Linked DNA regions of Homo sapiens: region 2 is linked to region 1. The links are chromatin contacts, found by Hi-C in ENCODE. All regions are on one chromosome and are shown on one strand. Each heading gives the region's core, a stretch centred on a gene start or an enhancer-like site at or near the end of the contact. The rest is flanking DNA. Distances are from core to core; before and after follow the strand shown.

Region 1 (6,193 bases), core at 2,230-4,729:
TCCCCCTCCAGTCCTTGAGATACCATGCATGGGTGGGATCTTTGATCTTCTGCTGAATAAAGGCAGCAGACTACCTAGAAAGGAAACTGCAGAGTTACAATAGGTACACCTCACCATGGAACACTATACATCAATTACAGAGAGAAAAAGAAGACAGAGGGAGAGAGAGAGAGAGAGAGAGAGAAGTGGCAGAAAGATGTGGAACTTATCCAGGATGCCGAACGTTAAAAAAACTCAAATTGCAGAAGAACATGTTAGTATGATCCCATTCTTGTTAAAGCACTCGCATATAAGTTGGTGTATTCATGAAACAAAATGAACACAATCATATGCCAAACCTTTAAAAGAAAGTTGGGATTACGGAAAATGTTTCCTTTACAGACCATGTGTTTCTGTAATGTTTCAATTTTTTTTTTTACAATAATCACATATCACTTTTGTAGTAATAAAAAAAAACCTACAATTTTTTTAAGAGGAAAAGCAGTTGATTCTACAAATAGAAACCCATCTTAGTTCACTTGGGCTTCCATAAAATATACCAAAAACTAGATAGCTAATAAACAGCAGAAATTTATTGCTCACAATTCTGGAGGAAGTCTAAGATCAGGGCACTGCAGATCCACTCTCTGGTGGGGGACTGTTTTCTGGTTCATAGGTGGTGCCTTCTTGCTCTGTCCACACATGGCGGAAGAGGCAGCGCAGTTCTCTGCGGTCTGTTTTATAAGACACTAAACATTCTCACCTTACGGTATTTCTACCTCCTACTACCATCACATTGGTGGTTAGGTTTCAACACATGAATTTTAGGAAGATACAAACATTTATCCCATAGCAGAACCCTAAGATGCAGGCCCCAAGGCAGTTTTTGTGGGTGCCCAATGTAGGAAACATTAGTTTTTATAATATAATACTATTTTCAATCAGAACCAAAGAAAAAAAGAAATTGGGCAAATAGTGTTATCTTCAAACACAAAAGATAGCAACATTTTCAATGTAATGGTTTTCAAAGTACTCTGATAGAAACACACCTGGAATAAAACAAAGTTTATTAGGATTTTTCACTGTTTGATAGTGTTCATTATCTTACAATGACCTTAGTGCCAGGAATAATTCATCAGAGAAGTCTTCCTGTCACTGACGAATCTTGAAATGCTTTGTAAGTTTCCATCAATGTCAGTGTTTCCCAAGCTTGCTTTTAAAAGCATTTATTAAGCATCTAATGGGTGCCTGATATTTTATTACTTTCTTTCACATGACTATTTTCTTTTTGATTAAACCTTATTTAGTAAGTATTATTTTTCTCCTGTTTTTAGATGAGAAAACAAGGACTTAGGGTGGTTAGGAAACTACCTGATTACCAGCCACCTTGATATGAGGTAAAATGGGGAATGTGTGTATAAACGAAATAGAATTCAAACTGGAACCACTGTGCTAAGTGAACACAAGTGTCTCATTTCGTGGAGGACTCACCTTGGGCAACTGGCCCAGCACTCCTCAGTTATTTAGATCTAACACTTCCTTACACATTTGGGGAACATTGTTCTCAAACAGAAGGTCAGATGGTCCCTGAAGTCTACACATGAACTCCTTAAGAAACATTCCCGGAGTCCTATGACTAGGAAATAGCTTAGGTTTCTATGAGCTCTGATCCATTTGGATAGTTATAAACTCCCAAAAAGTGATATCTGAGCAGACATCATGTGTCATCGTGAAAATAAAATCATTGCACTGACTTATCTGAAATAGTCCTTAATATTCTAGCCACTGCCCCCTTAAGGCCATACTGTACAGACTTTTGGATTTGACAAACGTGGTCATCACCACACTGACAATTTAATCCCAATACTTCAGTGATGGTGCTGTGTGCTCACTGATATTAGGTTGGTGTAAAAGTATTTGCAGTTTTTGTCATTACTTTCAATGGCCAAGCCCGCAATTACTTTTGCACCAGCCTAATTCATTTTACCCTAGAGGTAAGCAAATGTGGCCATATTTTTATACCAGCACCAGGGGGCAGCAATGTGCAAATAAGGCCGCTCTGTGGCCTCCTCTGTTTGGCCTGGTTTGGGAGGAGGATGTGGTTCTCATTCCCTAGTGCTTCTCAGATTTAAAATAATGGTAATGTAATCATTTCAGCTCTGCTCTGGAAACTGCTGGTGCTAATTCATTTCAGATAAAAATACGCAGACTACACACATGTGCATCAAATCAGTCTTTTCAGGACTCAGGGTCTGCTCATTTGGGCATTTGTTCACCTAACCTTTAATCAGAAACTACTGCGTGCCAGGTACCGCCCTGGATGAGGCCATGCTCCCATCCAGTGGGGAAACAGACACACCCCATCCAAAACCACAACCTTCCCTACTTTTTCAGTTTCCCTTAAGCACTTATTTTTTAAATTTTTTTCTTGTGAGTGATTTGTCTACCTTGTTGGAACATAAACTCCTTGACAGCTGGGATTTTTATCTGTTTTGTTCACTGGAGTATCCCTAGCTACTAGAACAGCACCTGGGACATAATTAGGGTTCAATAAATATTTTTTGAATGAACAGGTATAAAATTATTGAGACACACCATAATGGAGGTGGACGTGCATATCTTCATATGAACTAGATTACGCTAAATTATTCACTTGAATAAATTTATTGTTTTATCATTCCCACTAGCAGTGAATGGGAGTGATGCCCGAAAATAACATTAAATTATCTGGTATTAGCATTAGAAGGAATTTGGGACATCACCAAATTCTCCTTTTACAGAAGAAGAAATTGAAGCCAAAGTGAAGAAGAGATTTGCCCAAGGCTACCTACATCCAGACGGTCGCGTCAGGATTCCAAGCCAGGACTTCTGACCCCAGCCCACTGTGTTTTCACCACACACCCTGCTGCCTGCCTGACTTTTTCATTTTCCTCAAATATCACCTCCTGGAACTATCAACTGCATAAGTTAATGACCTGATCTGTCTAATTCTTATTTGGTAATTGGCAGAGACCAGACTTGGCTGTCTGCATTCAAGGTCTCCAAATCAACCCTCTTAAAGGCATCTCTGCTCAGCCTCTCTGCATGAGATCTGGTATTTAGTTCCTAGCACCCACTGTGTACTAAGTTCTTCAGAAACATGTGGTCATTTGAACCTCACAACAATCCTACGCAAGTGCTATTACTATTCTCGTTTTACTGATGAGAAAATATAATAACAGTGTACATTGAACCCACAGGGCATGCAGCAGGAACTCAGGATTGTTCTAAGGATTCCATACTTGTGAGCTCATTTAATTCCCTGACAGCCTTTGAAGTGAGTGCTGTTACTGTTTTCTACTGTAGACATGGATATTGAAGTCAAAAGAAGGCAAGATGTTTGTCCAAGGCCATATCGCTGGGAAATGGCAAAGCCACCCTGTGTTTCATTACTGTGCTCTCCTTCCCCACTGAAAACAGAGGAGCTGTGGAGTCACGGGCACAAGGTCACACGGGCTGTGCCAGCTGAATCCACTTTTGTGCATGGTTTTTTCACAACGAGCTGGAGGTTTGGGCCAGAAAACCCTTTTGTTTGAAAGTCACAGATCTGAAACTCAGCACAAAAGAGGAGAAAGTGATAATGCAAAAGCTGCCTGGGCTGCAAGCAGCGTTTCCTCTTTGGGTTTGTTTTCCTTTCTAATTTGCCAAGCTCTTTCCAGGCTGAGGCAGCTGCCACACAAAGCTCTTGAGGAGATCCCACTAGCTGGCCAAGGGACAACCATTAGACAGATGGGCTGGACCTTCTGTTTCCACCCTTCCATCTGGGCACCAAGAGCCTGGGTCTGCCGTGGGTGTGGGGACACCCTGAAGCTTGCCCATTCCAGGCTCAACCGGATAATGAACTGAAGTCACCTCATAGCAACTTGGACGTGATGTTTGTGGGAATGAAGCTGGTTTGCTCTGTTATTCTGTTGAATTAATCTGGGCTCTGAGCCCCCTTGAAAATCATCAGGAGAACACAATCTAAAAAGATGGGCAGGAAGTGGTTCTTTTGCTGGCCGGAGGTGATTTTGCTGATTGAACTTTTACATGTGGTACGGAACAAATGAACAGAAAAGGCTCGGCTTACGAATCCTCTGCCGTTAGTTCATCTGCACATGTTCTGACCTCTGAAACTGAAGCATGCTGGTAAATCTCAGAGCCTCTTTCCAGCAGTGTCAAACAGTGTGATGAACAAAGGCTTTGAAGTCTGGTATACCAGGGGGTGCTTCACAACATACCCTGGGTGACTATATGACTCTGCCAGGTAACTTTGCCTCTCTGAGCCTCAGTGTCCTCATCAATGAAATGCAAGTTATAAAGCCTTTCTCACAAGGTTGTTGTAAATGTCTGGCACCTAGTATGTGCTCAATAAATAATGCCTATTATCATTCGGGAGAAAACTTTCATGGCCTAAACTATGGCAAAGGAGCAGGTCTGAGTCCTGGCTCCATCTCCTGCTGGCTAGCGGGCTTCTGACATGTCATCTCCCTTCCTGCAACCTTGAATTTGACCTCTGACTGGAAGCGAGGAGATTGAAATATTCCCATCTTTAAGGTCTCTGACTAATCTGCAGTGACTCTCCCACTAGATGATCACTTCCTCCCGTACACACGCTCGCTCACTCTCTCTCTCTCTCTCTCTCTCACTGTCTTCTAGAGTTCATGAGGGAGGAGGATAATACAGGGATCCCAGGCTCTTTGCTGCCAATCTCTGGGAGAAAGACAGGATTTACTGAACAGCTACTAAGTGCCAGGTGCTCATTATTTATTCTCCCACTTAAACCCCTCAGTAACCCTTGATTGGATACTGTCGTCTGTAGTTTACAAAAGAGGAAATAGAACCTGGGGAGGTTTCCACAACCTTCCCAAAGTCACAGTAACTGAAAGAGGCAAAATCCATGCTTATACCCATCTGCCTATTTCCCAACCACTTCTGCTCTAGATGATCTCAAGACTTTGGTAAAATGAAATTTATTTTTCTATAGACAGGTCAGGCACCCATGGTCTATGAAAAACTCACAGCAAATATTGCTGCTGATAACAGCGAAGCACTTTTCCAACTCCACTGTAATGCTGAAATGGGAAGCAAATAAAAGAGGTATTTCCTAGCCTTTTATGATGGACACATTTACAATTTAATTTAGTCATACTGGTTTTGTAGAGTAATGAATCATTTAAGAAGAAAGCCCACGGTAAACAATTCCAATTAGCCTTTGGAAAGCTCCCCAGATGCTGTGGTTTTGGGTTTTCCATGTTGCAGCTGATTATCCCAGCTGTAGCCACATCAGCCAGCTCATCGCATAGTGCAGAAGAAAACACAGTCATCACTGAGCAAAAAATCACTGAAGACAAAATGAAGTCCTTCTTGCCTTGGCTTTTCTCCTGTTATATTTTTGATAATGTCTGTTAGGGAAATGACCAAAAACAACTAAGAAACAACTTGATATTTCCCTCATTTCACATTCCCTGGGCAGCCACTGATGGGTTGAAGAGAACCAAATTACTAAAATGCACTTGGTTGTTGGATAATCAGGGGAAGTGTTTTGTATCTCAGGGTTTGGATGTGACATTTCTGGCCCACTCTACAGGGCAGAAACCTAGCCATTCTTTCCTAATTGCTAAGTTCCCCTCATAAAATCCATCTCCAGGGGAAAACTTTAATTTAGATAGGTCATAAGTTGGAGCCTCTGCCAAAGACAGCACAGGCCGAGAGAAAAGACAATAGTTCTGCCACGGTAATCCTTGGCCACCAGAAATGATGGGGACAGCTTCCTTTTTCCCCTCCCTAAGAAGCTATTTTTCTATTTGGTTCATTTTACTTGTAACAGCAATGGATAGGATTATTAGACATCAAAGCCAATCTGAAAGAAACTCCTTCGACCCTAAACACACACACACACACACACACACACACACACACACACACACACCCCATTGAAAAGAAACTTAAGGGGAATGCTTCTGTTTAAATACATACTTCTTGGCAGAATTTGTTTTAAAATCGGTCAGATTTTCTCCAGAAGAAGCACCAGCCTAGAGAGTCAAGGAAACTGGTTTGGAGCCTCAAAGTCTGGGGCACGCAGGTGTATTGTATTAGTCAGTGGAGGCCAACTGCTGTAACAAACAGCCCCCTTTGTGGCTTGACACAATAAAGGCTTACTTCTTGTTAATGCCACATTGCAACGAAGGTAGGC
Region 2 (6,193 bases), core at 1,367-3,866, 580 kb after region 1:
GTACTTGGCACAGTGGCAGGTGGTGAATGCTCTTTGGTGATCATGACTATCCCTTTCTCCTGGTAGTGCTGCCTCCTCCCTCTGAGCACCTGGAGTCAATCCACCTTGGGTAGGTCAGAGAAGGCAGAAGAAAGTGGTGGGAGGTGAACTCGACGGAATGATGTACAGGGCGATAGGGTGAGTGAGAGGTCTGGGATCTATTGGCAGGAGCAGAATGGTAGGAAAGGGAAAACATGCCATTGACCTTGAATCTTGACATTTGTGCCCATCCTATGCTGTGTTGAGCCTCAGGTCACCGTTTGCGGAGGTGAGCAGAAAACTGCTAACAGATCGAGGCTTCTCCAGCCTTCTAGGTAAACTTTCATCAGTGGGTTAGTTGTCTTGTTCAGAAGCTGATCACGGAGCTTTGGCCAAGCATAAACACTGATTATGGCAGTCCAATTGTCATAATCCCTTTGATTCTTTAATATCACCTTCAAGATTGTTTGTTATTGTCAATGCCCCCACAACCTAAGACCACCAGGAACACACTGTAATTGAAAAAGGTGGGTTTGTTGCTCTCTGCAAGAAGGGAGGACACTCAGCGTAGAGACTCATGAGGGTGGGGCAGGTTTTATCCGATGACGTTAGAAAGGACTTACTGAGGATTTGGGCTTGTTTTAGGAGATTTGGGGGAAAGGTTCAAGGAGACTGGCTTTTCCTGGATGCTGCCAGGAAGTAGTGGGATGGTAGTAAGTCTGTGGTAGGATGTTTAAATAAATTTCCTCTACTGGGCTGGAAGAATGAGAAGGCTGAAGCTGTAATAAGTAAAGAAGTGGCAGTCACTCCTATCAGCTATGATAAAAGGATGTTTGGCTATTACTTTATGGTTTGGATGCTATTTTTGCTTGTGTTCACATCATGGTCTATCATGGTGATAGGCCACGTACACAGTGGCCTTGTCTGATGCTGGTGTCCCATGGAGTTGATTATGCTCAGCTGAAGGACACTAAGGCCCAACTGTGGGGGCCAGGCCAGCTCCTGAGTGTCAGGGGGGGCTGCACTGCTTTGTCATTATCAACATCTCCACATACAATACAGCCTGTGCATGTGAGGTCCCAGAAGGAAGGAGCTAAAGCAGCTAGACTGGGATCACTTTACTCAATTTGAGGAGAGGAGTGCTCTTGAGGGAACCAGAGGAAGGCAGATGAGCTGGTCTGATCTCCTTTTCTATTGGAGCTCTATGCAGATAGACTGAAAATATTTGCTAAAACAAAGAGCTCCATCTCTAGAATACCCTTAGCAGGATGTCCTTGATTAAAGGATTATTTCTGAAAACTAAATCCAGAATCCGTGAGGCATGATTCCCTGGAAGATCATGTAAGCTGTACAATTCTCTATGGAATAAATTGGAGACTTCATCCCTTAGATCCCTTTGACTGTGTGAGGAACCCCACGAAACCTCACTTAGTGACTTTATTCATTCTTCTGGGCCTGAAAGCATATGTCTCATGCAGGAAGGAAGGCAGGACCAGTGGGGCTTTGCAGGTTGTGCCATTCTCTCCTTGCTTTGCTTGAGACTCTTTATTACCTGTCTCCCTGACATTATTTGTAGTGTGATTCTGGGTGTGTTCTGTGATTCTTGTGACTAGGTATCCAATTTTGCTTAAGGATGCAAGGAAGTGTTTGGGGAGAAAGCTCTATTGGAAGAGGTCTGTAGTCCTAGCCTCCCTCCCCACCCCACATTTCACATCATTAGACCTCAGCACATGGGTCTGGGGCACCAACACTGTCTTACCTGTTACACAGTGTGGTCTTTATCTGGATGAGGGATGCGAAAGGATACATTGTGACCAAGAGACCTGGGAGAGGCACAAAAATAACAGGTGACCACCAAGGGTGCTTGGACCTGAGATGTTTCCATTTCCTAAGACCCTCCAAGATTCTCCAACATTTGGTATAGTTGCCCAGGCAATTTAACAAGAAAATCAAATTTTTGTTATGACCCCCATTGTAATTTATGCTTATCGCAGAAAAATTGAGACTATAAGAAGGAGAATAGAAGGTCACAAAACCACTCTATACTAGTCCAGGGATAGCTATTCTTACAACATGGATTGATCAGTGTGGGGTGATTTCTCCTAGTGTTTTTTGGACAGAGAAGCATTGAAGATGCCCTGGTTTTAAGGTCTTAGGATGAAGGAATTATAGTTGAACAGTTCAAAATGATGTTATGAATTACTTTCAGATTTGTTTGCTTGATTGCATTAGCCTTGCCTGGCCCTACGGTAACTATTTGGTTCCATCATGGTGGCTGAGTAGGTGGCTCTGGAAAAAGAGCTATTCAAGAAAAGCTTTTCTTTCTCTAAAAATATTGTAGGGGGCTCGCCCTCTGTTCTTGGAAGCAACGTTTGGGATGGCCTCTTGGGAGGCTGTCTGGTGAAGTGTCTAGGGGTATGTGGTCTGGACTTGGACAGGACAAGATGCAAATTCTGGCTGGGATATTCTAGTTGTGGAGTGTTGGGCAAGTTACTTGGTCTTCTGAGTTTATAGGTAAACTGGAGATAATAGGTATGTGTGAATGAGGATCCAATGAGATGCCTGTAAAACACTTAGCCAGATGGCTGCGTGAAGAAAGCACTTGGTAAATGCTAATTGTTGTGGTTGTTATAATTAGTACAATGATTAGTCATTGCTGATTGTTGGCTAACTGGCGGTAAGAAATGAAAGTAAAGTAAGGCAGTAGCAGCTGAGGGAGGTGGTGGAGGGAATCAGGAGACACTTGGAGGTTCTGGTTCTGCCTGAGTTTAAGTGCTGGGGAAAACTAGTTGAATAACTGCTGGTCTAACATTTAACAGCTGTGTGACCTCGGGCTAGTCACATTTCCTTTATAAACTTCCTTTTTCTCATTTGCGAAATGAAGGGGTTTCGTTAGGTTACTTCTCATCACCCCTGGTTGACCATTAGAATCGTTTGGGAGACCTTTTTAGAAATTCTTGGTTCTGGGGTCTTCCATTTTCCCCATTCTCACTTGGTGGGTCTGAAAGCAGGCACTGCAGCTTTTCCAAAGCTCTTCAGGTGACCTTGAAGTGTGGCCAGGGCTGAGAACCTCTGACTTCCAACAGCACTTCTGGTTTAGGAAGGAGCAAATCACCGGCACAGAATGAGCTCTCAGGAACGGCTGCTGAGCTAGTAATTGCCGTGACACTGTCTCCCTGTCCCAACTGCAGGCACCCCTAGACGTCTCCTGATGAAGACTTCCAATTTTGGAACAGAAGAATCTTTGAAAAAAATATTATTGAACTTCCAGAAATGATTCATTCCTTCTCTGCTCCTTCTTTAGTTGGAAAGATCTGCCCCCATCCCTGTCTACTGCAGTCCCAATCCCTTTTTATTTCAACATATATATCCAAACCAACAAAAAAATTGACTCGCACAACCAAGGTGAGGTGTTTGGCTTTAAGGATAAAATAAATAGTTTCATAAAACCTGCCCCCAGATTTCTCATTGCCTCTACTCATTTTCTCTAATTTGTAGGGCACACTGAAAGCTCGGATTCATAAGATGTAGAAAGGGCAGAGAGTTAAGTTACAAACTCTTCCTAGGTCTGTTTCAACTCTAACGTTCTATAGCTCTGCTCCGTCTAAACAAGGAATTCTGTTAAATTTGTAACCTGGACTTTCTTGAATACTGAGGTAATGTTTCTTGAAGTAGGATATATATACCCAAGAAGAATAAAAATAATTCTGGAGGTGTCTTAATTCTCTGTGGGACTCAATAAAAGTTTTGGTGATTATATATAAACACACTTATGAAAGCATCTGGTACATGTAGGTGCTCAGTGCACATGAATTTCTCTTTCCTGCCAGATCTTTTGTAGTGGAAAATTATCTTATTCTTCCATCTTTGTCTGCAAAGATGCTGCTAAGGAAAGATGTAGAAGAGTTTTACAAGGGAGTTGGAGTATGGGAACAGGAAGTTCCCAAGAAGGCCACTGCATTAATAGAATTGAAACAAGATCCCCTAAAGGAAAATCGCTGCCAAATCTCTTTTCTCTAAACTATCCAAAATGGTGCCCCATAAATTTTCATTGACATTGAAGTACATAATGTAATAAGCTTTTTTTTCCTTAAATATATAATGTACGGAGAAAACCAGGTTGATAATGGTTTCCTGGCATAGCTTTCAAAGGCAAGTGTGGATGAAGTGGAAATATGGTGCACAGATATTGGAAAGAAACCGCTGTTGAACTCTTCACATTTTCATGTATAACCCAATGATTCTCAAACCTAAACTTGCATCAGAATTGCCTGGAGGGCTTATTAAAACATGATTGTTGGATGCCACCCTTGCATTAATTAATTACACCTGCAACTGTTCTATTTTTAAATGGTCACATTTTAAGGTACTGGGCTGAGGACTTCATTATGTGAGTTTCAAATGGGACATAATTCAACCCCTAGCCCAATCCTAGTGAGTGGTGAGTGGTATCTCTTCGTTTTGATTTCTACTTCCCTAGTGACTAATGATGTTGAGCATTTTTATGTGTGTTTATTAGCCATTTTTATATCTCTTATGAAAAAATGTGTATAAAATTATTGGCCCATTTGTTAATTGGGTTATCCATTTATTATTGAATTATAAGAGCTCTTTACTACTCTGGATGCAAGTCCTGAAACAGAAATAATATTTACAAATATTTTAATCCATTCTGTGAATTTTATTTTCACTTTCTTGATGGCGTCCTTTGAAGAACGTAGGATTTTAATTTTGATAAAGTGTAATTTATGTATTTTTTCTTTTGTTGCTGTGCTTTTGGTATCATATTTAAGAAATAATTGCCTAATCCAAGGTTATGACAATTTTTTATTCTATGTTTGCCTCTAAGAATTTTCTAATTTTACCTTTTATATTTAGGTCTTTCATTCATTTTGAGTCAATTTTTGTATATGGTGTAAAGTATGGGTCCTAATTTATTCTTTTGCATGTGGATATCTTGTTGTCCCTGCACCATTTGTTGAAAAGTGTTGTTTTTTTTTTCCCATTGAATGGCCTTGGCACTCTTGTCTAAAATTAATTGATGGTAACTGTAAGACTTTATTTCTGGACTCTTTATTCCATTGATCTATATTTCTATCATTGTTACTGAGCAATGTGCTTGCTGCCTGACAGATAGGGAAGCCAATATTATGGAACTGGTTTTTGAGAAAAGCAAAAGCTTTATCGTGAGGTTGACTTGCAAGGAAACAGGATGCAAAGCTCAAATCTGTCTCCCCTTCTGGGATCTGGGACAAGTTTTATGGGTTAGGGAGGGCAAGCTGGTATGCAGAAGCACTGGTAGGGCAGGTTTCAACTGGAAGTACTTTAAACAAGACCATTTATGGTAAGGTATGGTAAGGGTCTTAACACTGGACATGCCTGGGCTCAGGTTTCTTGCTTTTAAAAATGTTTGGGCCCTCAGGTTCCAGTCATGTCTTGACCATTTTCTTCTGTGGTGGGGCAGGAGAGGAATTTTTCTTCTGGGTGTTATTCAAGGTTGAGGTCTTCTTTTCTGCATTGCTTCGGCTGCATGACTTAACAACTTTTTGACTTTGTGCCTGTTAAATAACTTGACATACTATTATCATCAGAGTAGGGCCAGTTAGAACTGGTCCTGTGATTACATCATTATGCCAGTACCAATTATCTTGATTACTGTAGCATTGTAGTAAGTTTTGAAATCAGGAAGTTTGTGTCTTTCAACTTTGGTCTTCTTTTTCAGGATTTTTGGCTCTTCTGTGTTCCTTACATTTCCATATGAATTTTAAGTTAAACTGTCACTATCTGCAAAAGAAGGAACTGGGATTTTTATAGAGATTACATTGAAGCTGTAAATCAGCTTGGAGAATACTGTCATCTTAACAATATTAAGTCTTCTGGCCGGGCACGGTGGCTCACGCCTGTAATCCCAGCACTTTGGGAGGCCGAGGCGGGTGGATCACGAGCTCAGAAGTTCGAGACCAGCCTGGCCAACCTGGTAAAACCCCGTCTCTACTAAAAATAATAATAATAAAAAACTGGGCATGGTGGCATGTGCCTGTAATCCCAGCTACTCAGGAGGCTGAGGCAGGAGAATCATTTGAACCCTGGAGGCAGAGGTTGCAGTGAGCCGAGATCGCACCATTGCACTCTAGCCTGGGCAACAGGGCGAGATTCTGTCTCAAAAAAACAAAAA

Evidence for each region. A loop is a pair of places that touch in the nucleus more often than their neighbours do. Pooled maps may share reads with other maps.
Region 2: a loop to region 1 is called in a map with no recorded cell type, with 3 times the contacts of the local background. The contact joins two enhancer-like sites. A Hi-C loop is called at or near these places in 3 of 37 single-sample maps with no recorded cell type and 7 of 50 pooled maps.

What each region holds. Positions count from the first base shown.
Region 1 is chr4:15,229,697-15,235,889 of GRCh38, forward strand. The region is part of intron 2 of C1QTNF7-AS1 (C1QTNF7 antisense RNA 1); the gene reads right to left. Among named protein-coding and RNA genes, the nearest start is that of C1QTNF7-AS1, 200 kb to the right of the region's middle. Within about 2 kb of position 3,480, at least 10 of the 41 ENCODE cell types and tissues checked have a DNase peak (open chromatin) inside an H3K27ac peak, as active enhancers do.
Region 2 is chr4:15,806,520-15,812,712 of GRCh38, forward strand. The region is part of intron 1 of CD38 (CD38 molecule); the gene reads left to right. Among named protein-coding and RNA genes, the nearest start is that of CD38, 31 kb to the left of the region's middle. RefSeq lists an enhancer at 5,793-6,193. Within about 2 kb of position 2,617, at least 3 of the 41 ENCODE cell types and tissues checked have a DNase peak (open chromatin) inside an H3K27ac peak, as active enhancers do.